7 separate regions of the Homo sapiens genome follow, and regions 2, 3, 4, 5, 6 and 7 are each linked to region 1. A link is an interaction called in ENCODE POLR2A ChIA-PET data of the cell type or tissue named here. Cell type or tissue: CD4-positive, alpha-beta T cell. All regions are shown on one strand. Region 1 has its middle 5.6 kb from the start of LINC01970. Region 2 holds the start of MIR6787 (microRNA 6787). Region 3 overlaps CCDC57 (coiled-coil domain containing 57). Region 4 overlaps CCDC57 (coiled-coil domain containing 57). Region 5 overlaps CCDC57 (coiled-coil domain containing 57). Region 6 overlaps SLC16A3 (solute carrier family 16 member 3). Region 7 holds the start of NARF (nuclear prelamin A recognition factor).

Region 1 (4,000 bases):
CCGTACCCGGCCCAGAGTATGGGACTTTAAGAGCCAGCCTGAGAGCTGGGGTTTGTTGGGAGCAGCAGGGCTCACACCCCAAAGTCAGCGGTGTGTGGAACTTCAGGGGACAGTGGGCAAGCAGCCCATCTTCTCAGCACACAGAGAGGTCCCGAAGCCAGTAAGGAAGAGAAGAATGCACGGTCCGGTCTCAAACAAGATAACAGCTTAGATACATGTGAAAATGCCCAACTGCACTCACTGTTACAGAAATGCAAAGTGCAATTTGCACCCATGAAATTGTAAGCTTCAAAAATCCGTAGTCCAGTATTGGCGACAGCTTGGGAACACAGACGGTCTCCTGCACCAGGTTTTGTTCACAGAATAGAAGAGGAATGCACACAACACAAGAAGAGAATAGCAACCTGGCCAGCGCAGGACTCAGCCTGTAACCCCAGCACTGTGGGAGGCCGAGGTTCAAGACCAGCCTGGCCAACATGGCGAAACCCCGTCTCTACTAAAAATACAAAAATTCACTGGGCGTGGTGGCAAGTGCCTGTAATCCCAGCTACTCAGGAGGCTGAGGCAAGGAGAATTGCTTGAACCCAGGAGGCAGAGGTTGCAGCGAGCTGAGATCGCACCACTGCACTCCAGCCTGTGTGGCAGAGTGAGACTCCGCCTCAAAAAAAAAAAAAGAAAAGAAAAGAAAAGAAAAGGAAAATAGCAACCCACCAGAAAAGTGGGAGGTGCCTGAGGAGATGCAGAGGCCGGGACTCAGGCGTGCCCCTCACCGTGTCGGGGACCTCGCAGCCTCAGAGCCTGGCCACCCATTGGTCCCTCGAAGGAGAAAGACCTGACCTTGGTCCCATAGTCCAGCCCCTTCCACCTCTTGAATTTTTACCATGGACCTCGGGCCTCTTCTGGGTTTGTTGGTTGGTTGGTTTTGTTTTACTGAGTTACTCCTGGAAGGCTGGCAGGAAGTTAGGCATTCACTTGGTTCTTTCCACAGCAATTGTGGGGACTTTATGTGCCCGGCCCAGGCTCAGTGTTGGAGATGGGGCCCAAATCCCTGCCCCGCTGCCCTCCCGCCGGCCTGCCCTGTGACCTCCAGCTCCCACGTGGCTTCCCAGATGCTCCTCAGCCAGCCCCACAGTCGCAGAAGGCCAAGGCCCCTTAAATCCCCCATTTTATAGAAACCTGTAGGTGCCCCCTAGAGCTTCTGCTGCTCTGAACCCACCCTGGTGCATGGCGTGTCCCTGCATCACGTGTGCCCACCTGCCTCCTCAGATGCAATTCTGACATCTTCAGACGCAATTCTGACATCTTCATGACCCCACATTCAACTCCCTGCAGGGCCCGAGGCCACCGTCCAGTGAGGGGCATGCCCTGGGTCCCGTCCTCTGGGACTTTACCAACATTCGGTCACTGTGGATGCCTGGAGCTCCAGGGCTTTTGCCAACAGAGTGGAGAGCTCCTCCTTCTGAACACGGTCTCCAGTCCCATCTCCCAGACCTCCGGCTTGTCACCCCAGGCCCTTCGGGAGTGAAAATCACGACCCTGCCCACTGGGCCCGTCTGCAAGGCTTAAGCCAGCGTTCTGCAGGTGGACAGTGGCTGTCCCATTTCCCGGAGCTCCCTGGGCCCCCTGCCGCCCCCCTGGAGCCCTGGTCTGGCTGTTGGCAGCCTCCCCTTCTCCTCTGCTGCCTTGGAAGGTGTGGGAGCCTCTGCGGGGTCCCGCCTCTCCCTCATGCCACACTCTCCCCTCTGTGCCCTTGCTCAGCCCCAAGTTCCCTGGCCACATCGCAGGTGGCAGGCGCTGACATTGCCTCTGCCAGCCCCAGAGCCCGGCCCCGGGCACCTCTACCACCTACAGGGTCCTCAACTGTAGCTCTGACCCTGGAGGACTGTGGAAGGCTGCTCTGGCTAGAGTGACCCGCCAGGTCCAGGGATATCCTGTGGGGACAGGGAGGAGCTTGGAGCTGGGCGAGGGGGCGCCGTCCTCAGGAAGGTTGCCCAGCCGCTCGCTGCAGCTCTGAGGTTTGGCAAAGGTTCCACTCTGCCGAGCTGGTGTTTGTGTGATCATTTCCTTGCAATGACGTGGGTTCCACTGCTCACAGTCCCCAGGGCATGTCATCCCTCCCAGCCCACAACTTCCGGGTAGACGGTGCCGGGGGTTTACTGAAGGAGACAATCGGGGTGTTGGATGGAAACCTGCCCCTCAGGGCAAGCATCTGGGGTGGGGACACAGCACACGCAGCCTCCAGCAAACACGAGGGGCCGGAAGGGGCTCAGGCCCAAGTGCGCCCTCACCAGACCCGCTCCCCACACGCACGCACACAAGCTTCCTGCACACACACGCTCCCGCACCACACGCCCGCCTCAGCCCTGCGTGACTGTCCCCCAGCCTCGCCCCTCCCGGCCGGCCGTTCCTGTTCCAGCGCCTCCTCCTCCTCCCCAGCCTCGCTGGCTCTTGCTCAGCCCTTCTGGCCTCCGTCCAGGAGGAACCTGGGGCCAGGCGCTTCCCGCACCCAGCACAGCAGCTCTCACCTCACTGTACCGGGAACCGGAGATGAGTCTCTGTTTTCTGTTTCGTCAGCTTATGAGTAATTTATAAATGTAAAAACAAGGACAATAAGAAAAACCTTTATTAACATGTTTAATATGAACATAAGCAAAGAAAACCTCCTTGTACCTGTGGCCAGTAAGTTTGCAAGCACAGACATCTTAAGCAAAGAAGAAAGCCCTTCTGCTCACGTGAGTTGTGGTCCAGGGGCTGGTCACAAAATAGCGCGTGATGACATCCTTCCTGCCACCGACTGCAGGAGAAATCCACCGTCCGCTCGCTCACCGATCACCCACAGGACATTGTGTTCCCCCACCGCTGGCGTCACCGGCCGCGGGCTCCTGGCTCCGTCTGACTCATCTTCTCCCACCAGGTTTCTTTTTGCCACTGTGGGCAGCAGTTGGAAGATCCTGAGCTCTCGGCTGTGTTCTCATTCCACCTCGAAGAGGATGCAGGACCCAGGGCAGCTTGCGGCAAAGCTGCAGGGTGGCACGGTGTTGGGCCATCCTTCCGGATGCCCAATCTTAGGATTGCAGTCACTGTGGCATAGCTGGGAGCCATGGATGGGTGATAATTCCATGGATAATTCCAGGATGATGGACTAGCAGACATCTCATGATAGGAAAGATAAGACCACTGGGATACATAAGTCATATGTTTTACAGGTTTATGAGAAGTTTATCTGCCTGACAAGATGGGTTGATTTGTGCATCTTAGGTCAGGATAGGATGCGTTTTACTCTATTACAAAAGCAAAAGTAACTTTGTGTTCTCTTTGCACTTTGGAAGACCCATAAGAATATTAAACTCATGAGCTGCCAATCCTTATAACATAACTGCTCCAAAAAGCCATTCTAAAACTAGCTTCATGGGGCGCTGGGGGAAGGCGGGAAGGGAAGGAAGGATGGGAGGAGGAAGAGGAGGCTGAGGGGGGTGGAGAGGAGGGAGGGAGGGGCAGCCAGCAGCTGGCAGGTGGTTGGGAGCTCAGGTTCCGGGGCTTCCAGGCATCATGCAAGCTAATGTTTACATCCCCAGGCAGAAATCAGAATATAGGCTCTTTTCATATGTAACATTTCATTTGGCCTATTTGACAGAACGTTAAATAAAATGTCCACTAAACCTCATCACTACTGAGTTGCTAATACTCTCCTTGCAACATGACTGAAACCAGCAGTGCAGGGAGCTGCCCAGAACCAGGAGACCAGAAAGCCATCCTTAGCAACGTCATCTGCAACGCAATTTAAGTGGTGCCTTTTAGACCAACTGCACTGTTGGTATTTTACCCAAGGTTTTGGGGCACAGAGGTATTGGAAGATTCCTTTTCTGGATCATAAGCCACTTCAAAAACCCTCCTGTAATAGTTCATTTCCAATGAAATGCCATTAGGGCAGCATTAGTCACTGCAATCAAGGTACGGAACTCGCCTAAGTGTCCGTCAACGAATGAATGGATAACGAAGA
Region 2 (4,000 bases), 62 kb after region 1:
CCACCCTGCCTGTCTGGACACACTGTGCCGGACGGAGCACCCCACTCCTAATGGAGACCCGCTAGCCCCAGCAGAATCAGGGTTGGTCCAGCACAGTGCACCCCCTCCAGCTCTGAGTCCCACACTGCGGGTGGCTGCCGAGGGGTGCGCGTCCCCCCCCTCGCAAAGCGGGCGTCTGACGGGAAGGGCAGGTGTGGGGAACTGCCTGGGGGCGCAGCGCTCACCTCCCGAAGGGGGCCCGACGAGCACGGCCACCGCCTCCATCAGCAGCACCAGGCCAATGGCACTGGAGAACTTGTGGGTGCCCACGATGGCCATGAGCACCTCGAACTGCAGGGCCCCCACCATGCCGTAGGAGATGCCAAAGAAGATGCAGAAGACCACGAGGCCGCCGTAGTCGCCCGCCGTAGAACCCGCCAGGTCCGCGAGGCCGTTGAAGAACATGGAGAAGCTGAAGAGGTAGACGGAGTAGGGCCGCACCTTCCCAAGCCCCGCCACGAAGCCCGCGGCCGGCCGCGCGAAGATGTCAATGAAGCCCAGGATGGTGAGCAGGAAGGCGGCCTTGGTGTCGGGCACGCCCAGGTCCTTGGCGTAGCTCACCACGAACACGGGCGGGACGAAGAGCCCCAGCACCATGACCGAGGCGGCCACGGCGTAAAGCACAAAGCCGCGGTCCCGGAAGACGCTCAGGTCTAGCAGGCGCCGGGAGGGTCGCGGCGGCCCCGAGCCCGGCTGGGCCGTGACCACCAGGGGCCTCATGAGTGCGGCACACACGCAGCAGTTGAGCAGCAGGCCGCCCAGGATGAGGAAGCCGCCCCGCCAGCCGTAGCGGTCCTGCAGCAGCTGCCCCAGCGGGCTCAGGGCACACAGGAAGACAGGGCTACCTGCTGCCGCCAGCCCGTTGGCCATGGGGCGCCGCTTGCTGAAGTAGCGGTTCAGCATGATGAGCGAGGGCTGGAAGTTGAGTGCCAAACCCAACCCTGGAGGAAAGGGAATGTGGTGAGAGCCCCCCAAGGCTGCCCCAAAGCCCGAGACCCTCATCTCTGCCCCCAGGTTCCCACAGGCTCAGGCTCCCAGGGTGCAGAGCCCCTGCCACCCACCCACTCGAGAGGGGGACAACGAGGTGGGGCCGGGACACCCCGCAGCCACCCGCCCTGCTGTCCTCCAGAGGCCTGGACCCAGGAGCAGAAGTGCACGGCCCCTGCCCCTCCTGGCACGTGCGGCCCACCGGCCGGCCCCACTCACCCGTGATGACCCCAGTGGTGAGGTAGACCTGGATGATGCTCCGGCAAAAGGACGCAGCCACCATGCCCAGCGACGCAAAGAGACCCCCCACAAGCATGACGGGCCGGCAGCCAAAGCGGTTCACGCACACACTGCAGAGCGGACCTGGAGAGGGCAGCAGCTGAGAGGGGCCGGGCCTGCAGCCAGCTCTACCCCCGCCAGCCGACTGAGCTCACAGCCTGGAGCCGGCCTCCCCTTCCCACACCACCCCTCCCCCCGCGGGGCACCAGGGGCACCCCGTGGGCAGGCTCCCCGAGCGCAGGCCATGATGACACGTGAGCGCCGCCTGCTGGGCCCCTTGGGTCCCTGCAGCTCAGGAACAGCCACCTTTTCAGGAACGGCTCTCAGGAGCCTGTCCTCTGAGACGGTCTATAAATACAGCCGACCCGTTTGGACAGGGGCCAGGATGGACTTCGCGCCCTGCCTGGGTTGGCCCCGTGGAGAGCATGTTGCTGCCCAGCAGGATCCTGGCCCCAAGGGCTTCCCTCCAGGGTTCCCTGGGGAGCAGGCGGAAGGCCCTGTTGCTGAGCCCAGCTACACGCGCCCAGCAGGATCCGCCAGCAGAGCCCCGGACAGGGGGCCCGGTGTGAGGCCACCCTCACCTGTCCCGTAGAGCATGGCCAGCAGGATGGAGGAGATCCAGGCTGTGTCGCTGTAGCCGATCCCAAACTCCTGTATGAGCTCCTTGAAGAAGACACTGACGGCCTTGGGGAAGGCGTAGGAGAAGCCAGTGATGACGAAACAGCCGAAGAGCACGGCCCAGCCCCAGCCGCCGTCAGGGGCCTTGACGCCTGTGGGGCCCTCGTCCACCACGGCCCCTCCCATGGCCAGGAGGGTTGGTTCCGCCTCACCTGAGAGAGAAAGCAGGCTGACTCAGGCTGCCCGGGTGACCATCCCAGCTGCAGCCTGGCAGGGGAGGGACACGAGCTGGGTGGCCCGGCAGCTCAGCTGAGGGGCAGCTGCCCGGCACCCACACTTGTGGCCCCCTGACCTGGTGTCTGGTGGAGGCAGGAGGGTTTGGAGGGAGGCTAGCAGCTGTGGGTCCCACTCCCTCTGCACTGCCTCCTGCACCCTCACAGCTGGCTCTAAAGGGCAGTGGCTTTTTTGGGCTCGGCCAGGACTCAGATTACCTCCTGGGACAAGCAGCCCCCGACAGGAACATCGACCTGGCCGTCATTTCTGCCCTGGCTCGCTCTGGCTGACCCGTGCTGGGCAGGGACCACGCACACCATGATTCTGGCAGCAGACGGCACCTCCGGTCCCCAGCACTGAGCTCGCCCCAGGACCTCTGGGGTTGGCATCCTCCAGGTCTCTCCCGGTCTAAATCTAGGTGGAGCGTGCCTTGCTCTGGCTCTCCTGCCCCCAAGGGCCCACTTTGGCTTCAGTGGAGCCCACCAGGAGCTTGCCCAAGAGGAGGCGGGCAGTCTCTGGCGGTGAGGGGCTGGGCCCCAGGCTGGAGGGGGCAGTTGGAAGCACAGGGGCTGCAGTATTAGAGTGGGTGGGGTGGGGAAGTGGGGGCAGAGCTGGCCCCTTGTCCCTGGATGCCCCCTTGCCTCCCACCGGCCCTCTTGCTCAGTGACTCCTCCAGTGAGATCTTGACTCACCCCACCTGTGCCTGGAGTGACCCATAGGCTGCAGCCTGAAATCAGGAGGGGCTAGGGAGGCTCCCATCCAGCCCACGAGAGCAAACCATGCCAGCCCCCACGATGTCTGAAGCTGGTGTCCCTTTCTAAACTCCAGGAGCTCAGCTCGTTTGAGTCAAGTTGGAACCCGAGGTCAGACTTCCATCTTCATGCCCCACCCCACCCAGAAGTCACCTTGTCCTCTCCTCACCAGGGAGCTGCAACCTGAGACCTTGGGTGGTCTAGTCCAACCGGCTCAGCCTCTCCCTGCTGGGACCGTGCTGTGAACCAGCGCCCTGGGAGGCAGCAGCAGGCCTGCTGTGCAAGCTCCACGCCCACCCACGACGCAATCTGTGGGGCTCCACCCCCACCCCCTTTCCTTGGGTTCCTCCTGCAAGCGTGTCCGCAGACCCCTGACCCGGTGGGTCCCCCGTGACGGCTCGTCTTTGCCTCTAAGGCAGACATGTAACTAAAGGCATGCACAAGGGCCAGGACCTTTGCTGGGAGAGTCTGAGCAGTTCCGTGCGTGGCTCCTCACTCCTCCTCCCGGGCCCTCCCCGCATCCAGCCTGCCTGCCTGTCCCCACCACAGGTGCTGTGCCCCCTGGAGTCCCTGCCTCAGAGGTCCGAGGATGGTTTTTAAGGGCTTCCTAAGTGTTCCACGAAGTCACTGTTACTGGGAAATGCTGCTTGACGAGGGGACCCAGGAGCCAGCTGTGGCTGTCTGGATGATGACAAGGCAGACACGGCCCACTGGAGCAGAACAGACCCCCCCACAGAGCCAGAGGTCCACCCCCCAACCTGCACTGGCTCTCTGGGACCCAGGCCTCGGAACCATTTCTGGGAAACCCGGGAGCAGCTTTTGCCTCTGCACCTGGACACCGGATGCCCCCACCACAGTGCCTGGGACAGGACAGAGTGTCGCACGCCTCAGGACACACCACCTTAGGACACACTGCCTGGGGTCACTGAGCAGCAGGGTAGGTCCCGCTCATACTGGTATTGTTTAAAAGGTCCCTAAGATGACAGTATACAGCAGGGTAACTACAAGATATTAAAAATATATGCACTGAGGCCGGGCGCGGTGGCTCACGC
Region 3 (4,000 bases), 93 kb after region 1:
AACACCGCCTGCCTGGAGAGAGGTCAGACCACAGGGTGAGGGCTCAGTCCCCAAGACATAAACACCCAAGACATAAACACCCAACAGGTCCACCCCGCCTGCTGCCCAGGCAGAGCCGATTCACCAAGACGGGAATTAGGATAGAGAAAGAGTAAGTCACACAGAGCCGGCTGTGCGGGAGAACGGAGTTCTATTATGACTCAAATCAGTCTCCCCAAGCATTCGGGGATCAGAGTTTTTAAGGATAACTTAGTGTGTAGGGGGCCAGTGAGTTGGAGATGAAAGCGTAGGGAGTCGAAGGTGTCCTTTTGCGCCGAGTCAGTTCCTGGGTGGGGGCCACAAGATCGGATGAGCCAGTTTATCAATCCGGGGGTGCCAGCTGATCCATGGAGTGCAGGGTCTGCAAAATATCTCAAGCACTGATTGATCTTAGGTTTTACAATAGTGATGTTACCCCAGGAACAATTTGGGGAAGGTCAGAATCTTGTAGCCTGTAGCTGCATGACTCCTAAACCATAATTTCTTTTTTGTTTTTTTTTTTTTATTTTTGAGACAGGGTCTCACTCTGTCACCTAGGCTGGAGTGCAGTGGTGCAATCACAGCTCACTGCAGCCTCAACGTCGTAAGCTCAAGCGATCCTCCCACCTCAGCCTGCCTGGTAGCTGAGACTACAAGCGACGCCCCAGTTAATTTTTGTATTTTTGGTAGAGGCAGCGTTTTGCCGTGTGGCCCTGGCTGGTCTCGAACTCCTGGGCTCAAGTGATCCAGCCTCAGCCTCCCAAAGTGCTGGGACAACCGGGGCCAGTCACTGCACCTGGCCCTAAACCATAATTTCTAATCTTTTGGCTAATTTGTTAGTCCTACAAAGGCAGTCTAGTCCCCAGGCAAAAAGGGGGTTTGTTTCGGGAAAGGGCTGTTACTGTCTTTGTTTCAAACTATAAACTAAGTTCCTCCTAAACTTAGTTCGGCCTACACCCAGGAATGAACAAGGAGAGCTTGGAGGTTAGAAGCACGATGGAATTGGTTAGGTCAGATCTCTTTCACTGTCTGAGTTATAATTTTGCAATGGTGGTTCAAAGACTGCCCGCTTCTGACACCAGTCGCGAGTCCTGGCCTCCGGAACTTCTGACTGACCACTGGCTTCAAGTTGGGGTTCCCACAGCCCCCTCTTTGGGTTCGATTGATTTGCTGGGGTGACTCACAGAACCCAGGGAAACACATACGTGTAACAGTTTATTATAAAGGGTATTACAGAGGATACAGATGAGGAGATGCGTAAGGGGAGATATGGGGGAAGAGGCTTCCTGGAGGACCCCCCCACACCCCACCCACCACTCCCCAGGAACCTCTCCACACCCTGTCCTCTTGGGTGTTTAGGGAGGCTTCCTGAAGTCAGCATTCCTTCCCCCAGGGTAGAGGGTGGGAGCTCTGGGGAGGATCTTATGACCTACAATGGAAAGTCAGGTGAGAGTGGAGACCTGGAAGGATTCTGTTTCCTGAGGCCTGACACGCCCAACATTGCAACAAAAGACTGTGACGTGTGAGAGTTATGAGCCAGGAACTGTGCAAGAAAACCATGATGTGTCATTGTACCACAACAGGTAAACCTACAACATCACCGTTAGCTCAGCTCAGTATTTTTAAAATGAGAAAATCAAAGTGATGGGATGCCCACCCATGCTGTTCCAGCCCCTGCTGGGAGCTGGCTGGTTCAGGGAGCCCCACTGGTTCTCCTGAAAGAGGGTGAACGCACAGCGAGGCCTTCCCTCCCCGGCGGCTTCTCCTGCCGCTCCCCAACCCGGAAGCTTCATGGTCCTTCTTGAAACCAGGTGCTTGCTGGGGACGCCTGCTGGCCGACAGGCAGATTGCGTCCAGATGCTGAGTCCGTGCTTTTGAAAGCCAATTAATCTCAGCCTTGGGGCTTTGGGGATCATCCCGAGATGGGATTTGTACAGAAACAGAGCAGGCCGTTCTATGATGAGGTCAGAAGGAAAGGCGAGCCGAGCCCGGCTGACTTACAGGCCCTTGGTGTGTGGGGCTTCTTATGGGTCCTGAGTGTGATGGATAAAGCGCTGGAGATGCTGGGCTCTCACCGGGTGCTGCACCGAGTCACTTGCTGTATGGATTTTTCAGGCTGCTCTTCTGTGCAGAGCACAGAGGCCTGGGAGCACCCATCTCACATAGAGGGGGTGGTACGTGCCATCTGCCTGTCCTGGCTGCCTGAAGCTTTTGAAAACAGGGTGACCCGCTGAGTCCTGAGACCTGGTGGGAAGGAACCTCACCCAGTGGGGAGATGGGGGCATGGGGACCTGGAGTAGCACGTGCACAGGAACTGGCAGATAAAGGCTGCTCTGGGCCTGCAGGGAGCAGCTGGAGCCACGCAGGCTGGGCCGTGTCCTCGGTCTGTCTTCATACGCTGTGCCAAGGAGATCGGACTTTATTTTGAAAATGGTCAGGAGTCGCGGGCACATTTGAGGCCAGATAAGATTGCATGATCAGATTCTCAGAACGGCAACCCCCATGGGTGGCTGCGACCAATGAGTTAAGGAGGCAAGCCCAGTGGCAGGGCAGCTGGTACAGGACGGGGGCCACAGCAGTCCCTCAGAGAAGAGGCCCGTAGACCTCGCAGACCTCAGGCTCTGCAGAGAACCGTTGTCATGACTCACGGGCACTGTGTGAAGGGTTCTGAGTCATCAGAGATCACAGTGGTGTTCCATCATTTAATGTGTATTTGCTGATAGTCCAATTCTTTCCCTGTGTGTGCACAGGTGTGTGCACAGGTGTGTGCATGTCCTCTGTGTACAAAATGTTTCAGTCGCCAAGACTGTGCCAGACAGTGGGACTCACTACACCCGACACTGGGGTGATGGCGTTGTGCCAACGTGAGATGGAAGTTAGGAAAGCTTCCCTGCAGTGATGTTCAGGTTGAGGTCCCACTGGCAGGAGGAGCCTGCCCTGCGGTTAGGAGGAACCTTGCAGACAGAGCGGCACCTGCCACACATCCCAGGCTCTGAGGGCACGTGGCAGCGACAGGCAGGAGCCTGGGGTCCAGATGTCCTCAGTGGAATGGGAAGCCTGGTTAAGCCTTTTTTTTTTCTTGAGATGGAGTCTCTCTTTGTTGCCCAGGCCGGACTGCAGTGGTGCGATCTCAGCTCACTGCAAGCTTCGCCTCCGGGGTTCACGCCATTCTCCTGCCTCAGCCTCCCAAGTAGCTGGGACTACAGGCGCCCACCACCACGCCCAGCTAATTTTTTGTATTTTTAGTAGAGACGGGGTTTCACCGTGTTAGCCAGGATGGTCTCAATCTCCTGACCTTATGATCCGCCCGCCTCGGCCTCCCAAAGTCCTGGGATTACAGGCATGAGCCACTGCGCCCGGCCCTGGTAAAGCATTTTTGAAAAGATTCCTTTGGCAGCCAAAAAAGTGGGAGTGCACAGCAGAGGCCAGTTGAGGTCTCTTGTGGTAAGACACTGTGGTGGCCGAGGTGTGGGCACAAGGTGGGAGACAGCAAGAGGTCAAGGATCATTACACGGGGTGGACGGTGGGGCCGTTGTAGGAGCTGAGGGAGACGAGGAACAGGAGCGTGGGAGAGTGCTGAGATGGTCGGTAGGGACCCTGTTAGCTCCGGCAATGGGTGGGCACGCAGCAGCTTGGAGGAGCCAGGCTGAGGTGGTCCAGGTGGCGTGATGGTCCTAGGGTGCTGGGCGCGGGGGTTGCATCGCAGGAAGCATGTGGGATGGAGGAGACCGTCTTTGCTCCAGAGCCTCGTCAGAGAAGCGCCGTCTCAGGACCCCCAGGGAGCCCTCGTGCCCCCAGCGGGTGTGCCCTGCTGACCAGCCCTTTCTGGAGGGGCCCACGGGTCTTGCAGCCCCTTACCCACCTCCTCCTTGTGCTTCGTCACAGCCGGTGCTCAGCCTGGCTGTGCCCTTGTACCCGCTCCCTCTGGGAGTTGGGACTTTGTACAACCATTGCTGTGCCCCGAGATGCAGAGGTGCCCGGA
Region 4 (4,000 bases), 170 kb after region 1:
GGGGCTCTCACCCCAGGCAGGCCATGCATAGGCTGCCCTGGCCTTGCAGAGAAGGCTCCTGGGAATGAATGACTGGGGAAGCCTGCTCCATTCCTCCTGTCTGGGAAACAGGTCCCTTCAGTCCGGGCTGTCACCAAATGGTGTGAGTCTTTAATACCAGAAATGTGGGAAGGCATTTCTTCCCAATCTTGTGGGAAAACTCACTGACATGCACCATCAGTACATGTGAATACCAGAGTCCTCTCATTTAAATCCCCACGGCAGGACGCCAAGAGTGCCGAGGATGAGGCTCCTTCCAGACACTTGGGAAAGCACCAGCCCCGCTCAGCACAGGTGGGCAGCAGACTTGACGCCCTGCAAGGCCCGAAGGTGAGAGTGGCGGCGCCCGAGCAAGTGCAGCTGTGTGGGGTGTGGCCAGCAGGGAAGCCGGGGCCTGGGTGCTCTGGGCCTCTCGGAGGGGCCTTCGCTCTGCATGCCTGCCTTTGTGCCGTCATCAGGGACTGCTCACAATGGCAGGGTGAGCTGCAGAGCGTTTGCCGGGTGGTCCCACAAGGGTGGTAAGAGTGTTAGGAGGGCCCCGGGACCCCTAAAGCACATGGGGCCCACGCTGGCCTTTCCTTTCTGTGCCCCTCAGGGTATCTGCCCTGCATTTCAGCTCATTCCCCATCGAAACGAAACAGCCTCTGCCCTAGACATGTTTTGTCATTTAAGTGTTGAGACGAGCACTGAGATTCAGGCCCTGCCCACACTCAGCGTTCCCAGCGCTGAGACTCGCTCCCCGGATGCATCCCTGTCTGCAGCTGCCTCTCCTGGGTGATCCTGGGAGCATCTGCCTGGGCCTTTAAGCCAGGCCCACTGTCGCCTTACTGCTCCGAGGGGAGTGGTTGGGGGGAGTCCTGTGGCTTCCTCTGGGTTGGAGAGGGTGGCTTTCAAGACGATGATGTCTTTTCTAGACACAACACAGCATCCACACGGTGACCTGTAAATCACCTCGGCAGAAAGAAGACAGGTCCCCAAAGCCACCCCAGGCTCCCCAGCACCCTGAGGAGCATGGTCGCCAATCCCACAGCTCCTCCTCCTTTGCCAGTGGCACCCTCCAGGACATGTGGAGGTTGCTAGACCTGGGATCCAGCCCTTCTGGTGTCACCTCCCAGGGTGACTCAACTCCAGGTAGGAGACTGCCCTCCCCAGGAGCTGCCCACAGCTGGCAGCTGGCGAGGGCCACCCTCTCCGAGGGGCATGTGGAGAGTCAGCACCCTGCGTGCCTCCTGCACCCTGAAATCCCTGCACTTTGGTTGAGTAATGCATGGAGTCTCTTTACCTCTCATTTGGCACCTGAGTGTTTCCCGGGTTATGGTGCAAAGCCCTGAAGGGCAGAAACCATGCCATTTCCTAGTGCAGCACCGTACACCCGGGCGCACACTGACTTAGAATGCAGCACCGTACACCCGGGCGCAGGCTGACTTAGAATGGAGCACTGTACACCCGGGCGCAGGCTGACTTAGAATGGAGCCCAGGTGAGACGCGTGGGCATTGGTGCACTTTAGACGGCCCTGCTCCTGGGGAAGAGCCAGGTCGACCCCAGCGATGCTCCCGGGGAAGAGCCAGGCCGACCCCAGTGATGCTCAGCCTCACGGGCCAGACAAGTGTCAGCCGCATCCTCATCCTCGTCCTGCTTTGCTGCGCGGACGTTGCCGCCCTGAGACTCTTCTCTGCACCTAAGTCATAGGCCTGGTAAACTCAGCAGGTCACAGTGCCAGCTCCTGCTACTGGTCTCAGGAAGTTTTCAGAAAAGTCTGTTTGAAGGGTGCACCTTGTGAGGACTGCATGGGTCTGTGATGTAGCGAGAAGGGGGGAGGGAAACAGATGCTGCTTCGAGGCAGCTGGAGTTGCGGGACGTGTGATGTGGTTGGGGCGGGAGCGTGCGTCCTTCCTGTGTGCCTGCATGGAGGGCGTCCCCTTCTTACCTTACAGCTTCTGTCTTCCGTCATGAGGGTGTGCCTCATTCATTTAATCATTCTCTCCTTCATGCGCATTTTAGGCTATTTCCAGTCCTTTACCGTCACAGATACTGTTAGAATAGTAACCTTACAGGCTGCAGTGTGTGTGAAAACACACGTGTACGTGCCCCAGGGGCTTGCGTAGTCAAGGCTGCCCGCGTGCCACGTGTGGTGGACAGCATCGCCTCAGCCTCCGCCACCCACCCAGAGGCTGCTCCCAGCAGCAGTGTCTGAGAGTCCTGTAGCCACACGGAACTTTTGCCGGTGGCAGCAGGATTGGCATCAGCGCCTCTGCTGGGAGGTCGTGCATCTTCGTGTGTGTTTAGGAGCCACTTCCTTTCCCTGTTCTTCAGTTACCTGCCCATTTGTGTATTAGATTGTGGTCTTTCTTATTGATTTGTAGCAGCTCATTATATGTGATAGAAATTAGGCCTTTTCGGTGACAACAATTTAAATGTTTTCTCCCAGTTCTTCATGTTTTTAAATGTTTATTATGGTGTTTTTTTATGTTCATATTTTTTATTTTTATGTAATTTAATGTCCTTGTTTTTTATCTTGTCTGTTTTTTTTTTTTTTCCTTTGAGATGGAGTTTTGCTCTTGTTGCTCGGGCTGGAGTGCAATGGCGCAATCTCAGCTCACTGCAAGCTCCTCCTCCCGGGTTCAAATGATTCTCCTGCCTCAGCCTCCCCAGTAGCTGGAGCTACAGGCACCCGCCACCACTCCAGGCTAATTTTGTATTTTTAGTAGAGACGGGGTTTCACAATGCTGGGCTGGCTCGTCTCGAACTCCTGACCTCAGTTGATCCGCCCACCTCGGCCTCCCAGAGTGCTGGGATTACAGGGGTGAGCCACCGTGCCTGGCCAGAACCACTTCTTATTAACCCCCAAAGTGGCAACGGCTCCCAGTTTTCCATCGCTCACACTTCCCGCATATTCGGACTCCCACCTTTGTCATGGTGCTAAATGTTCCATGTGCTTTTGGAGCTATATCCGGACGGTTCGTTCGGCCACTCTCAGTCTGTTCACAGGCAGTTCCATTGGGTCAGAATCAGTGTCACTTCCTGGTCCTTTTACATGTCTGGCTGATGTAGGATCTCCTCTTTATCCTTCTCTCTCAGGGTTTTCTTGGTTATTTGCATGTATTTGTTTTTTCTTTTTTCTTTCTTTTTAAATTTAGTAGAGAGAGGACTGGAGGCAGTGGCTCGTGCCTATAATCTCAGCACTTTGGGAGGCTAAGGCAGGTGGATCAGTTGAGGTCAGGAGTTCAAGACCAGCCTGGCCAACATGGTGAAACCCCGTCTCTACTAAAAATACAAAAATTCACTGGGCCTGGTGGCGCATGCCTGTAATCCCAGCTACTTGGGAGGCTGAGGCATGAGAATCACTTGAACCTGGGAGGTGGAGGTTGTAGGGAGCTGAGATTGTACCACTGCACTCCAGTCTGGGTGACGGAATGAGACTCTGCCTCAAAAAAAAAAAAAAATTTAGTAGAGATGGTGTCTCCCTATGTTGCCCAGGCTGATCTCAAATTCCTGGGCTCAAGCGATCCTCCCGCTTCAGCCTCCCAAAGTGCTGAGACTGCAGGCGTGAGTCACCATGCCCGGCCTTTTTTGTATATAATTTTTAGACTTGGCTTGTCTGAGTCTGGTTCCCCCAGCCCCTCCCCACAAACACTATTGTAAGTGTTCTTAGGATTGACGCAGCTTCCCTTCTGCCTTAGGAAGGAATGGGGTTGTGTGGCTTCCGTTCCCCGTGTGCTCCAGTGCTGGCATCACGAATGTGGCGCGTTTCTCTCTGTCTTCCACGCAGCCGCGTCCCACTCCGTCTTCCTGACCCTCCCACCTGCACTCCATGGCTCTCCTCTGTGCTCAGGATTCTTAGGGGCACCGCCTCCTTGCATTTTTAATTCACCACAAAACATTTTGTCCAAATTTTCATCAACTCAATGGAAAGTTCTTCTGGAGACGTTCGTGTTCATTCGTTTGCTTGTTTCCTTTCTC
Region 5 (4,000 bases), 98 kb after region 1:
AACCTAGCTCTTATAGCTGGACAAACCATGTTTCCCATCTTCCCTTCCTCTACTTCCCCTGGATTTCTTTTTTTTAATTTATTTTTTTAATTTTTTGGAGAAAAGAGTCTTAGTGTCGCCCAGGCTGGAGTGCAATGGTGCGATCTCTGCTCACTGCAACCTCCACTTCCTGGGTTCAAGTGATCCTCCTGCCTCAGCCTCCCGAGTAGCTGAGATCACAGGCATGCGCCACCATGCATGGCTAATTTTTATATTTTTAGTAGAGACGGGGTTTCACCATGTTGGCCAGGCCGGTCTCAAACTCCTGACCTCAGGTGACCCACCCACTTTGGCCTCCCAAAGGGCTGGGATTACAGGAGTGAGCCACCATGCCTGGCCTTTTTTTTTTGTTTATTTTGTTTTGAGAGAGAGTCTTGCTCTGTCACCCAGGCTGGTGTGCAACCTCTACCTCCTGGGTTCAAGCGATTCTCCTGCCTCAGCCTCCCGAGTAGCTGGGACTACAGGCACGTGCCACCACAGCAGGCTAATTTTTTGTATTTTTAGTAGAGACGGGGTTTCACCATGTTAGCCAGGCTGGTCTCGATCTCCTGACCTCAAGTGATCCATCCACCTGGGCCTCCCAAAGTGCTGGGATTACAGGCGTGAGCCACTGCACCCGGCCTAATTTTTGTATTTTTAGTAGAGACAGGTTTTTGCCATGTTGGCCAGGCTGGTCTTGAACTCCTGACCTCAGGTGATCCGCCTGCCTCGGCCTCCCAAAGGGCTGGGATTACAGGTGTGAGCCACCGTGCCCGGCCGTGGTAACTGTTGATAGGGAATGTGAGGTAGGTACTGTGGTAGGAAAATTAGGGCCCCTCACGGTGCACCCTGAACCTGATTTCTCTTTACTGCAGCGGCCACCATGCTGCCACTGGGCTCAGAGCCCGCCCTGAATGAGCTGCTGCTTCGCAAGGAGGAGGAGTGGAGGGCGCTGCAGGCACACCGCACCCAGCTGCAGGAGGCGGCTCTGCAGGACACACGGAGCCAGCTGGAGGAGGCGCAGGGGAAACTGCGGTGCCTGCAGGAGGACTTTGTCTACAACCTTCAGGTGCTGGAGGAGCGGGACCTCGAGCTGGAGCGCTATGACGCCGCCTTCGCCCAGGCCAGGGAGTGGGAAGAGGCCAGGCGGGCAGAGGTGAGCGAGCTCAAGATAGAGGCAGCTAAGCTGAGGCAGGCGCTAGCCAGAGAGGCCAGGAAGGTGGAGGAGCTGCAGCAGCAGCAGCAGCTGGCATTCCAGGAGCATCGCCTGGAGCTGGAGCGCGTCCACAGGTGAGCCACCGACCGACGCGCCCTCCTGTGCAGTGCCTGGCAGAGGCCCCCACATGCCTCCTGCTCCGCTGTGCTGCCCGAGCACTGCCCACTCTCACTGCCCCTCCTCCCGCTGCTGATTCCAGGCCACGGGAGCTGGTCTGTCTGAGTGGCCGAGTGCCTCGTGGCCTCTGAACATGTGTTTGTTGAGTTAATGTGGATGGATCCAGGAATGCCCTGACTGTCTTTTTCTGGGTTCTGATATAACTCTGAAATTAATGGAGATTGGTTTTAATATTTGGAATTTATTTCATTAATTATAAATCTATATTAATACATATTTGAATTTATAATGATTTTAATGGAAGTCTGTAGTAATTTCAAAACTAAATGAGCTGACTTAAGGCAAGTCGACATAAAAACCTAAAGCCTTTGTTGTGGGGCCTGTGGTGGGGCCCCTGGAACTCAACCACATGCCTGGTATCCCCTCAGCTCCACTCACCCAGCCATGCTGTGGAGAGTTTGAGGAGACAGGAAGGAAGGAGGACAGGCTTCTCTGATAAGCTCTTCCATCCCCCACTTCAGAAGTACCGCAGGTTCATCATAGCACATTAACAGAGGCCCTTCCTGTGTGATGCGTGTGTACAGACGTTAGGAGAGCCGGCTGCATGCTCTGTTTACACTTAACAGGATCCTGGGTACTTTTTTTATGTTTTATGTATTCTTCTAACATAAGCAGCATTTTTTTTCTTTTCTTTTTTTTTGAGACAGAGTTTTTAGCTGTGTTGTCCAGGCTGGATCGCAGTAGCGTGATCTCGGCTCGCTGCAACCTCCATCTCCCGGGTTCAAGTGATTCTCCTGCCTCAGCCTCCCACGTAGCTGGGACTATAGGTGCCCACCACCACGCCCGGCTAATTTTTTTTTCTTTTGTATTTTTAGTAGAGACGGGGTTTTGCCATGTTGCCCAGGCTGGTCTTGAACTCCTGACCTCAGGTGATCCACTGGCCTTGGCTTCCTGAAGTGCTGGGATTATAGACGTGAGCTACCGCGCCTGGCCATAAGCAGCTTTTTAAAGCACTTTTTAAAGCCGCAGGAGTAAACTATTCTTATCATAGAAAGTCATTTCTCAGAGAAGATACTGTGGTGGAATGGCGAAGTGAAAGCCGCCACGGGCAATCTGTTGTGTCATCTCCAGGCCCCATATAGAGCCACCTGCGCACACTGCTCCGAAATGTGCGTCCAGCACTTCCTGATCGATTTGTGGTGTCTGTCCTTCGTGTCAGTGCGCTGGGTTCTGCCACGCCCTTTTAACTGACCAGCTACCCTCTGTTGTGTGTGTTGGGCCGGTTTGCTCAGAAGGGTCTCAGATGGGTGTGAACGGGCCAACAGGACCACACCAGGTGCTCCGGTCCAGCAGAGAGACCTTCTGCGGCAGGTCAGGTGCAAGGAGAGGAGACCCACATTGGTGGGTGTGGTGCCCCTCTAGCTCAGAAGCCCCAACCAGTATTGTGCAGCCAGTATCTCCTGTAGCAGCCCGCAGGGATCGCGTCTGCAGTCCCTGCAGCAGATGTACCCTGAGCGCCACCGTCTTCTGGGAAGCCCACAGTGTTGATGGTCCCTCTCTCTATCGCATCTCGCGGCGTGGATAAAAAGTGCCAGTCAGCAGTCATTTGACCCACGCAGTGCTGCTTGCTAATGTGGTAGACACCCGTGTGCCACCTGCCCAGTGTCCAGGGAAAGAGAGAGTTGAGCTGGAGGTCAGCTTCTCCCTGAGTGGAGGGAGGGTGTCTGGAAGCTCCCGTCCCCAGCATGAAGGCTGGTGCTCAGCCTGCACCTCGTCTGGGCGCCGAGTCCGTGCAGGTGCGTGCAGTGCTTGGACAGCTGAGGCCCACTTGCCCGCCGTGCGGGTGCTGACTTTCTCATAGCTGCTTTCCAGAGTGTTTACAGCATCCTTTTAAAAGTGCTTTACGTTATGTTGTGAAGTGTCTCTTCAAGTCTTTTGCTCATTCTTCTCTCCAAACCTGGGATGTTTTCAGCCATGTTCAGGTACTTTTTCAGTCTCACACTCTTTTTTTTTTTTTGAGACAGAGTCTTGCTCTGTCGCCCAGGCTGGAGTGCAGTGGCGCGATCTCGGATCACTGCAACCTCTGCCTCCGGGGTTCAAGGGGTTCTCCTGCCTCAGCCTCCCGAGGAGCTGTCACTACAGGTGTGTGCCACCATGCCCGGCTAATTTTTGTATTTTTAGTGGAGATGGGGTTTCACCATGTTGGCCAGGCTGGTCTTGGACTCCTGACCCCGGGTGATCCACCTGCCTTGGCCTCCCAAAGCGCTGGAATTACAGGCGTGAGCCACCACACCCAGCCTGCTATAGCTTTTTCTTTGCTGAGATTTGTTTTTCCATTTGCTTTACTAGATTACTTGAAGCGCTTTTATAATGACTGCTGTAGCTTCCTTGTTGAAGAATTCCAGCGTCTGTGTCATCTTGGTGTTGGCATCTACCTATTATCTTTTCTCCTTCAAGCTCAGATCTTTCTTTTTTTTCCTTTTTCTTTTTTTTTTTTTTTTTGAGATGGAGTCTCGCTCTGTCGCCCAGGCTGGAGTGCAGTGGCACGATCTCAGCTCACTGCAAGCTCCACCTCCCGGGTTCACGCCATTCTCCTGCCTCAGCCTCCCGAGTAGCTGGGACTACAGGCGCCCGCCACCACGCCCGGCT
Region 6 (4,000 bases), 57 kb after region 1:
TGTGCTCCCAACCCCAATGCGCAGGGCAGTCTGTGTTCGTGGGCACTTCGGCTGGACCCCATCACGATGGACGATGTTCCCTTTGGACTCTAGGGCTTCGAAGGTGTGCACCTTGGTTCTCCCTTCTCCTCCCCAGAGTTCCCCGGATGCCATAACTGGCTGGCGTCCCAGAACACAGTTGTTCACCCCCCCACCAGCTGGCTGGCCGTCTGCCTGAGCCCATGGATGCTTTCTCAATCCTAGGCTGGTTACTGTGTAAGCGTTTTGGAGTACGGGGCCTTGAGCGGGTGGGAGCTGTGTGTTGAAGTACAGAGGGAGGTTGGGGTGGGTCAGAGCCGAGTTAAGAGATTTTCTTTGTTGCTGGACCCCTTCTTGAAGGTAGACGTCCCCCACCCGGAGAGACGTCGCGCTGTGGCCTGAAGTGGCGCAAGCTTGCTTTGTAAATATCTGTGGTCCCGATGTAGTGCCCAGAACGTTTGTGCGAGGCAGCTCTGCGCCCGGGTTCCAGCCCGAGCCTCGCCGGGTCGCGTCTTCGGAGTGCTTGTGACAGTCCTTGCCCAGTATCTAGTCCCCGTCGCCCCGTGCAGGAGACGTAGGTAGGACGTCGTGTCAGCTGTGCACTGACGGCCAGTCTCCGAGCTGTGCGTTTGTATCGCCACTGTATTTGTGTACTTTAACAATCGTGTAAATAATAAATTCATAATGACTTCTACCTTTCTTCCCTCCCCTTTCCATGTGGTCTTTATTTCATCAGCTTGAGAGTTTTCACTGTGTTGAGGTGAACTGTGTGAAAATACTTCTTTGAGATGGCTGTTTGTTCTTTCTCAGCCTGTGGGTGTCTGGGAGCTGGCAGAGCAGGAGAGCTGCCCCCTGGGCCTGCTGCCGGGCAGGGAGGGGTGGCGACTGCTCCTCGCCGTGCTGCCCCCTTGGGCTCTGTTGTGCACACAGAAGTCCACGCACTTTCTGTGTGACGGTTCTGGAGAGTCCCTGCCTTCTCGGGCGGCACCGGCAGCCGCACTCCAGCCGCCTGGGGTGAGCGCATGTCCCTTCCCCCTGCCATAGGGCCGTGGTGCTCAGGGATCCCCCTGTCGCTTGAGCTGTTGAAGCCCAGGAGCTGCCCGATGGCCCTGCACAGGCACAAGGAGATAGGGTTCCTCTTCCCCCCCCCCCCAGAGCACACAGCAGTGGCCCCTATCCAAGGCCTGCGGGGGCTGTCAGGCTGCCAGAGCAGGGAGGTCTGCACCAACTCCTAACCTGTGCTCGTGTGTGGGTGAGCTCAGCCAGGCTAGGCCGCCTCCCCTCCCAGCTCCCCTCCCACCCCCACCTCCACCCAGTACTCTCCACTCCAGGCCACTCCCTTGGCCCCTTGGCCAGGGTCACGCTGCCTAAGAGGAGGATATTTTTGTTTGTAGTGAAAAAGCACAGGGACTTCGGGTCACTTGCCTGGAGGTTGCTCTAAGAACGGTGTAGCTTTCTGAGCCCCACGTTCCGGGGCTGTCCCGCCAACTCTGCCTGTGATGCACTCCTTCCCCAACCGTGGGGATGCCCATGGCCTGGAGCTCTGCCAGCCCCTCCTGCCCAGACTTTGCCTCCTCCCAGGCCCTTCCTCTCAGCCATTCTGGCTGTGCCCTGGGCATCTGAGCTGGCTTCCGGGCCTTCCCTGTCTCCAGCCCGCCTCACGTGGTTCCCTCTTGCTGCCCCAGACTGAGACACCGTGTGGGGCCTCACTGTGGCCGTGGGTGAGGCTCAGCCCCTGCCCCGCTCACCGGCCCCAACCGGAAAACGGCAAGACCCAAGTTCCAGTTCCTGCCTGAGCTTCCCAGGCCTGCAGCTGCCCTCCTGGGGTTCCCTGCCCTGAGAGGGAGCAGGGGCTGCATGTCCTCAAGGCCTGTTCCATCTCATCTGCGGGGGCATGAGCGGACAGAGTTAGAGGGCTTGTTCTCTGAACCTGAGTCTGGCTGGGTCTGTGTCCTCAGGCATGGTTTAGACGCTGAAAAGAGCAGGCCCTCCAGGTACTGGGCAGCGCCTCCCGGGAGCTTCACCATAGACCCCTCGGAAGGCTGAGGGACGGCAGCGTCCGGGGCCACCAAGCCCTTTCTGGGTCCCCTGTGCCTCCCCCGCCACCTCCCCCGGCACAGGCCTTGCACACATCTGTTCCAGGGCTGTTCTCTGGGAAGGCCCAGGCCGGGCGGACACCTCCCTTCTCCCTCTGATCTGGGATCATGTGAAGAAGTCTGTGCGCCCTCTGCCCCCCACCCCCACCCCAAGTAGCAGTGGGTTCTGGACGGACGTGTCTCTGGTCAGGGGATCTTCACAACACGGTAGACCTGAACCACTTTTGGCACTAGAATCTGTCGCCGGGGTTGGGGGATAGCTCTGCAGCCCACGCACCAGACCTCTGCCCCCAGCTTCTTCCCAGTGGGCTCCGGGCTTCCCTTCCCTTCCCCTTCACTCCTGCCTGTCGGGTCAGAGCAGACCCACTGCCCCATGGCTTCCCTCCTTTAAAGGCACCAGCTGAGGGAGGAGGTAGTAGAACTCAGCGCCCACTCACGCCCACCCTGCGGCACAGGGACCCCAGCCCCCACACGTCCTGTGCCCCCAACCAAGCGTGGCTGCCTTCCCACATCTGGACCACTCCTGAATCACTGAGCACGGTCCCTCAGGCATGTCTGTCCGGGAGCAGCACTGCCTGGCTACTTTGTGTTGAGCCTCTGCTGTGTGCTGTGGGTGTGGGGACCAGAGTGGGGCAGACGAGGGGTGACAGTTGAGCTAGAGAGACTGCTTCCTGCCTAGGGGAGGGTGAGGGCCCGAGATACCTGGAAACAGGGTTCCAGGAGCGAGCACCCCTCACCCGGCCCATGACCTCCCTGCCAGTACCTCTGTAAGCCCAGGTCACTCCTGAGGTCAGCAGAACCAGGGACAGCCAGGTCCAGAGGCGGCAACCCCTGGGTGTGAGCAGTCCCCTGGTGGCCCTGATGTGGGGGTGCCAGCGGGGGAAGGCCATGTGTCCTCTGAGGCCCGGGCTGCCTGCTCCCCACCTCCTCGTCTGCTCCCTGCCTCCTCGTCTTTCTCCCTTCAGCTGCTGGGTGGGACTGGTGGACTCTGCCGAGACACATGGGCCTAGCTGTGCAGAGTCTGACCTTGATCCCTGCAACTGCTGGCACTGCCCGCCAGCCTGAGCCCTGCTAGAGGCCTCCACAGCCCTGAGGCTGCAGGCAGGAGCCTGGGCTGCAAGAGCTCAAGCCCAGCTGGCGCAAGGCCAGGGGCAGATGGGGACAGCTGGACCTGAGATGTGCACTTTTCGCTTGCTTTTCATTGCAGAGGAGCAGGGACATGGCATCTCTCCGGCTGCACGCGGCCCGCCAGGGCACCCGCTGCCGTCCCCAGCGCCCACGACGCACCTACTGAGGGCCCCGGCGGCCTCTGACCGGGCTCCCAGCCACGCAGGCCACTGCTGGCCACGAGGGCAGGTGGGTGTTAGGTGTCCAGGACAAGCCCAAGCGCTGGGCCGGGCTGGATGGAGGACAGGGTGCAAAGACCAGCCCTGGGCACTGACCACACCACGCACACTGCCAGCCAGGCAGAGGGGCGAAAAAGGGAAGGCAGGAGGGTCCTGTTTCTTAAACACAGCAGTGAATAAAGTGGCTTGTTCCACCTCAGCTCCCATCTAACCACCACGTAGGGGCTCCCTGGCACATTTCAGAGGCCACCCTGGCACAGCGGCCTCCAGGCACCTGCCCCGCAGCCCCCTCCATGCAGCGCCTGCCCCTGCTACGAATGCTATGCCGCTGCAGGGAAAGCTGGCGAGGACAGAGCCACGGTAGGAACAGCCAGGCCATCAGCAGACGTGCGAGTCAGGACACAGGCCACACAGCAAAACCACATACTCCTAGGAAACCGTTGGTCCTAACACTCCACCCACACGCAGGTTTATTTCCATCTTCCAGGGGTGGAAAGAGCTGTCCCCAAGACACTCAAGAGGGGTGGGCACAGGCCCCAT
Region 7 (4,000 bases), 160 kb before region 1:
CTAATTTTATATTTTTAGTAGAGACTGGGTTTCGCCATGTTGGCCACGATGGTCTTGAACTGCTGACCTCAGGTGATCCACCCGCCTCGGCCTCCCCTCCCAAGGTGCTGGGATAACAGGCTTGAGCCACCGTGCCTGGCCTTCTATCCTTCTAACCCTTCTAGTGAAACAGGTACTGAAGGACACACACACATCTCTATTGTTTACAATAATAAAAAAGCAGAAGCAACTGTAGCCTTCACCCCACAGGCGAATTCCCCTGGACACAGGTGTACTTAGAATAGGACGCAGCCACCACCGGGGATGAACGACCCATGGAATGTTAGGAAGCCTCCTGCCACGGCGTCACGCGCAGAAGTGCCAGCCACAGAGCAGCATCCACAGGAGCCCATTCCGGCAATAACAGCTACAAAACCCCCCTGCGTGCGCTGCGCGGTTGTTGCCATGGCCTGGAGACAACCGCGGAAGGCGCCGGTCAGCAGCCGTCACCCGCTTCCGCCCCTGCACCGGCTGCTCGGTGACCCTCAGAGGGGCAGGTTCGAAAACGCCTAAAACCCTCTCGAAACGCTTCTGATCATTCCCGCCACGACCGCTGTTTACTCGGACTGTGGTGCGCGGCACGAGAGGCTCGGTCTCCGTGCGTTTCCGCGCTTCGCGGGCGTGGGAAAGATGGACAAGTTCAGGGAGAACCGCGAAGACCGAACCCGCCCTGCAGAGCGCAGCGGACCCCGCGCCGGCCGCCTCCACGCCGAGCGGGCCCAGGGTGCCGAGGCCGGGGGCGCCTTGAAGAGCCCTGAAGCGAGCGAGCGGCGGGCCCGGACCGCCAACCTCGGCCGCCCAGAGCCCCACAGGACAAGCACCAGGCGCGCGCCTCCCCGGCCCGCGGCGCTCACCTTGCGCGTGCAGTGCTCACACTTCATCTGGAGCGCGGCGGGCGGGAGGCCGGGCGCCTCAGCCTCAGGGAAGCACCGGGAGACTGGGACACCACTGCCCGCCGCCCGCGGCCCTTTGTTGTCCTCCCCCGACGCGGCCTCACCCCCAACGGCCGCGCTCGGCCAATGAGAGCACCGGGAGAGGACAAGCCGCACCCCTGGGCCAATAGGATTCCCCACCCTTACGGCTTTGCCTAGGCCAATGACAGTGTCGGGAAGGGGCGGGCCAGGCCCCAGAGCCAATCGGAGCGCGCGGGGCGGACCGCAGGCTCACTCCACGTACGGCGCCGGGGGGACCGGGTCCTTGCGCCGGTTTCCGCTTCTCGTGGGTCCTGCGGCGGCGGCGGCGGCCAAGCGGCGTTCACCAGGGAGTCGGTGAGCGCGCGGACTGTCCCGAGGCCAAGCTGGGGCCGTTCCAGGGTGCTCGGTCCGGTGGTCACGGGGCCTGGAGGCCCCTGGGCCCGCGGAGGCCGCGGCCGGGCTCTGTCAGCCAGCTCGGCGTTGGACACTCGCCTTACTCGCGGCTCCTAACGGGGCGGGCCGGGGGCACAGCCCTCGTCCGCCGCCATTGCCACTTGACGTCGTGTCACGTAGGCTCGGCGGAGTAGCAGCGCGCATGCGCGGCCTGCCTGTCAGTAACCACGTGATGGACCCGGAAGCCCGAGGGCAGATGCTAAATGATGGCCATTTGACATTTGCGTGTGTTCACTATGGATAGTTTTACCAAGTACATTGATTTGGGCCCTTACAGCTTACAAAGTAAAGATAACACTTACTCCTCCAAGAAATTGATTTCAGCTAAGCAAAACATTGATACAGGGCTATAATGGAAGTGTTGGACTCATAAACGTTTTATGAAATCAGTGTGTGTGTATTACAGAAATCAGAAATGAGAAGTAAGAACATGTCTGGGAGAGTGTGACATAAGAAAAATAACTTGTAGGCGTATTTAACAGACAGCAGCAGTTCTCAGGATTCCCCATGTTAGAGCCTTCCTTCCTGTCCTCTGAGAAATGAAAATGAAATCCAAAGACCCCCAACTGACTACACGAACCCCCTACTGGCTAAGGAGATCCCAGGGTTGCCTTGAAGGCAGTTCTCAGCCATGACAGATGGGAGGTGAGACACCTGTTATTAAGGCCAACCCTTGGCTAACTACCATTAGGTTTTCTTGGCTAAGAGCTTAACGGAAACCAGCGCTTTCGAAAGACTCCACCGCTGATAACAACTCTCTCATTTGCAGTTTCGGCCCAATTGACCAGTATTCCTTACTGATAAGAGACACTGACCATGGAGTGGTTCTGGTGAGATGACATGACCCTCGTGAAGGGGCCTGAAGCTTCATTGTGTTTGTGTATGTTTCTCTCTTCAAAAATATTCATGACTTCTCCTGTAGCTTGATAAATATGTATATTTACACACTGCACCTCATAGATTCCTGTTCCCTTTGCCCCTCCCTGGAAGTGTCTGTTTCTGGCTTCTGGCCAGAGGCAGTGCTTCCCTGTCTGTCAGAATGGCCACCCTGCAGGCTGAAACCCTTTATGAGAAGTAAAGCTCTCCTTTCCAGATTTATGAATCTCATCATTCTTCAGCTTGCCATTGCCCATCGGGTTCTTCCTGCCCACTGCACAGACAAAAAGTCAATTCATCAAGATTGCAGCAGGCCGGGAAAAGAGTTTAATTGACACCTGGCAGGCCACACAGGAGACAGTTACTACTCAAATCAGTCTCTCCAAAGGCTCAGCAGTTAGGAGTTTGTTTTTTGTTTTTTTGTTTTTGTTTTTGAGACGGAGTCTCACTCTGTCACCCAGGTTGGAGTGCAGTGGCACAATCTCGGCTCACTACAACCTCCACCTCCCAGGTTCAAGCGATTCTCCTACCTCAGCCTCCTAAGTAGCTGGGACGACAGGCACACGCCACCACGCCTGGCTAATTTTTGTATTTTTTAGTAGAGATGGGGTTTCACCATAATGGCCAGGCTGGTCTTGAACTCCTGACCTTGTGATCCGCCTGCCTCGGCCTCCCAAAGTGCTGGGATTACAGGCATGAGCCACCACGCCTGGCCGCAGTTAGGGTTTTTATGGACAATTTGGTGGGCAGGGGGCTAGGGAATGGATGCTGCTGATTGACTGGGAATGAAATCAAAAGGGTGTGTGGAAAACGGTCCTCAAGCACTGAGTCTGCCTCTGGGTGGGGCCACAGAAACCAATTGAGTCCTGAGTAGCAGGTTGGGGTGGGTTCACTCTGAAAAACATCTCAAAAAGCCATTCTTAGGTCCTGCAATACTGATATTATCTATAGGTGCAATTCGGGAAGTTGCAAATTTTGTGACCTCTGGCCACATGAGTCCTGAGCAGTGAGGGACTGTAGAAACTAGGCCTGCATTTTAGCAGAGTTCAGGCCACTCCCACAATCCTAACCTTGTGGCCTTTCATTAGCTTTACAAAGGCAATTTCAGCCCCAGAAGTGGGAGGTGATAGTTTTAGGAAGGGACTATTATCATCCTTGTTTCAAGGTTAAACTGTAAATTCCTCCCAAAGCTCCTAAAATTAGCTTGGCTTATGCCCAGGAACAACTGGACAGCTTGGATGTCCAAAGGAAGACGGAATTAACTGTGTGAAATTTCTCTGTCTTTTTTTTTTGAGACAGGGTCTCACTCTGTCACCCAGGCTGGAGTGCAGTGGCGTGATCACAGCTCACTGCAGCCTCAACCTCCTTGGATCAAGTAATCCTTCCACCTCAGCCCCGCGGGGTAGCTGGGACTACAGGCTCACACCACTGTGCATGGCTAAGTTTTAAATTTTTTGTAGATACAGGGTCTCCCCATGTTGCCCAGGCTGTTCTTGAATTCCTGGGCCCAAGTGATCCATCTCAGCCTCCCAAAGTGCTGGGATTACAGGTGTGAGCCACTGCACCCAGCCTCTATCACTGCCTTAATCTTTGCAAAGGCAGTTTCAAGTTGACACTTCAAAGTTGAGCTCAGGCATGGTGGCTCATGCCTGTAATCCCAGCACTTTGGGAGGCCGAGGCAGGCGGATCACTTGAGGTCAGGAGTTTGACACCAGCCT

Evidence for each region. ChIA-PET counts read pairs that join two places held together with the same protein. Peaks named below come from ENCODE experiments on the same cell type or tissue, not always from the same donor. Only the 100,000 strongest peaks of a DNase experiment are listed, where the experiment ranks them.
Region 2: POLR2A ChIA-PET joins it to region 1 with 24 read pairs; 24 of 35 experiments call an interaction of 5 or more read pairs at or near these places.
Region 3: POLR2A ChIA-PET joins it to region 1 with 23 read pairs; 16 of 35 experiments call an interaction of 5 or more read pairs at or near these places.
Region 4: POLR2A ChIA-PET joins it to region 1 with 14 read pairs; 4 of 35 experiments call an interaction of 5 or more read pairs at or near these places.
Region 5: POLR2A ChIA-PET joins it to region 1 with 14 read pairs; 16 of 35 experiments call an interaction of 5 or more read pairs at or near these places.
Region 6: POLR2A ChIA-PET joins it to region 1 with 27 read pairs; 24 of 35 experiments call an interaction of 5 or more read pairs at or near these places.
Region 7: POLR2A ChIA-PET joins it to region 1 with 12 read pairs; 4 of 35 experiments call an interaction of 5 or more read pairs at or near these places.

Annotation. Positions count from the first base shown.
Region 1 is chr17:82,296,402-82,300,401 of GRCh38, reverse strand. No RefSeq gene overlaps it. Among named protein-coding and RNA genes, the nearest start is that of LINC01970, 5.6 kb to the right of the region's middle. RefSeq lists an enhancer at 1,834-2,465. In CD4-positive, alpha-beta T cell, no CTCF peak of the experiment used is centred here; DNase peaks (open chromatin) are centred at 761, 1,291, 2,131, 2,811 and 1 weaker place; H3K4me3 peaks cover 2,687 bases; H3K27ac peaks cover 2,924 bases.
Region 2 is chr17:82,234,118-82,238,117 of GRCh38, reverse strand. SLC16A3 (solute carrier family 16 member 3) reads right to left here. Exons shown (of 5, transcript NM_004207.4): 2 at 1,887-2,135; 3 at 1,246-1,389; 4 at 225-980. The coding sequence starts at 2,109. MIR6787 (microRNA 6787) reads right to left here and starts at 1,450; the gene lies at 1,390-1,450. RefSeq lists enhancers at 88-859, 1,684-1,873. In CD4-positive, alpha-beta T cell, CTCF peaks have their summits at 1,371 (motif pointing right) and 1,570 (motif pointing left); DNase peaks (open chromatin) are centred at 717, 1,557, 2,117, 3,447 and 4 weaker places.
Region 3 is chr17:82,203,882-82,207,881 of GRCh38, reverse strand. The region is part of intron 1 of CCDC57 (coiled-coil domain containing 57); the gene reads left to right. Among named protein-coding and RNA genes, the nearest start is that of CCDC57, 7.0 kb to the left of the region's middle. RefSeq lists enhancers at 1,366-1,475, 1,546-1,605, 1,090-1,891, 1,715-2,009, 1,936-2,115 and 1 more. In CD4-positive, alpha-beta T cell, CTCF peaks have their summits at 1,624 and 1,823; DNase peaks (open chromatin) are centred at 1,541, 1,821, 2,295 and 2,634; H3K4me3 peaks cover 335 bases; H3K27ac peaks cover 1,168 bases.
Region 4 is chr17:82,124,862-82,128,861 of GRCh38, reverse strand. CCDC57 (coiled-coil domain containing 57) reads left to right here. Exons shown (of 19, transcript NM_001394669.1): 17 at 265-369; 18 at 954-1,170. Among named protein-coding and RNA genes, the nearest start is that of FASN, 29 kb to the right of the region's middle. In CD4-positive, alpha-beta T cell, a CTCF peak has its summit at 2,284; DNase peaks (open chromatin) are centred at 407, 951 and 1,901; H3K4me3 peaks cover 1,895 bases; H3K27ac peaks cover 4,000 bases.
Region 5 is chr17:82,198,846-82,202,845 of GRCh38, reverse strand. CCDC57 (coiled-coil domain containing 57) reads left to right here. Exons shown (of 19, transcript NM_001394669.1): 2 at 894-1,308. The coding sequence starts at 902. Among named protein-coding and RNA genes, the nearest start is that of CCDC57, 12 kb to the left of the region's middle. In CD4-positive, alpha-beta T cell, no CTCF peak of the experiment used is centred here; DNase peaks (open chromatin) are centred at 1,145 and 1,835; H3K27ac peaks cover 663 bases.
Region 6 is chr17:82,239,384-82,243,383 of GRCh38, reverse strand. It overlaps SLC16A3 (solute carrier family 16 member 3), which reads right to left. Exons shown (of 5, transcript NM_004207.4): 5 at 3,298-4,000. It overlaps CSNK1D (casein kinase 1 delta), which reads left to right. Exons shown (of 9, transcript NM_001893.6): 9 at 1-717. Among named protein-coding and RNA genes, the nearest start is that of MIR6787, 4.7 kb to the right of the region's middle. RefSeq lists an enhancer at 3,813-4,000. In CD4-positive, alpha-beta T cell, no CTCF peak of the experiment used is centred here; DNase peaks (open chromatin) are centred at 1,073, 1,593, 2,803, 2,943 and 1 weaker place; H3K27ac peaks cover 586 bases.
Region 7 is chr17:82,455,724-82,459,723 of GRCh38, reverse strand. It overlaps NARF (nuclear prelamin A recognition factor), which reads right to left and starts at 983. Exons shown (of 11, transcript NM_012336.4): 1 at 894-983. The coding sequence starts at 920. NARF-AS2 (NARF antisense RNA 2) reads left to right here and starts at 1,205. Exons shown (of 3, transcript NR_184099.1): 1 at 1,205-2,051; 2 at 2,176-2,286. RefSeq lists enhancers at 229-1,061, 1,495-1,644 and a silencer at 645-1,464. In CD4-positive, alpha-beta T cell, no CTCF peak of the experiment used is centred here; DNase peaks (open chromatin) are centred at 453, 1,143 and 1,543; H3K4me3 peaks cover 2,138 bases; H3K27ac peaks cover 1,822 bases.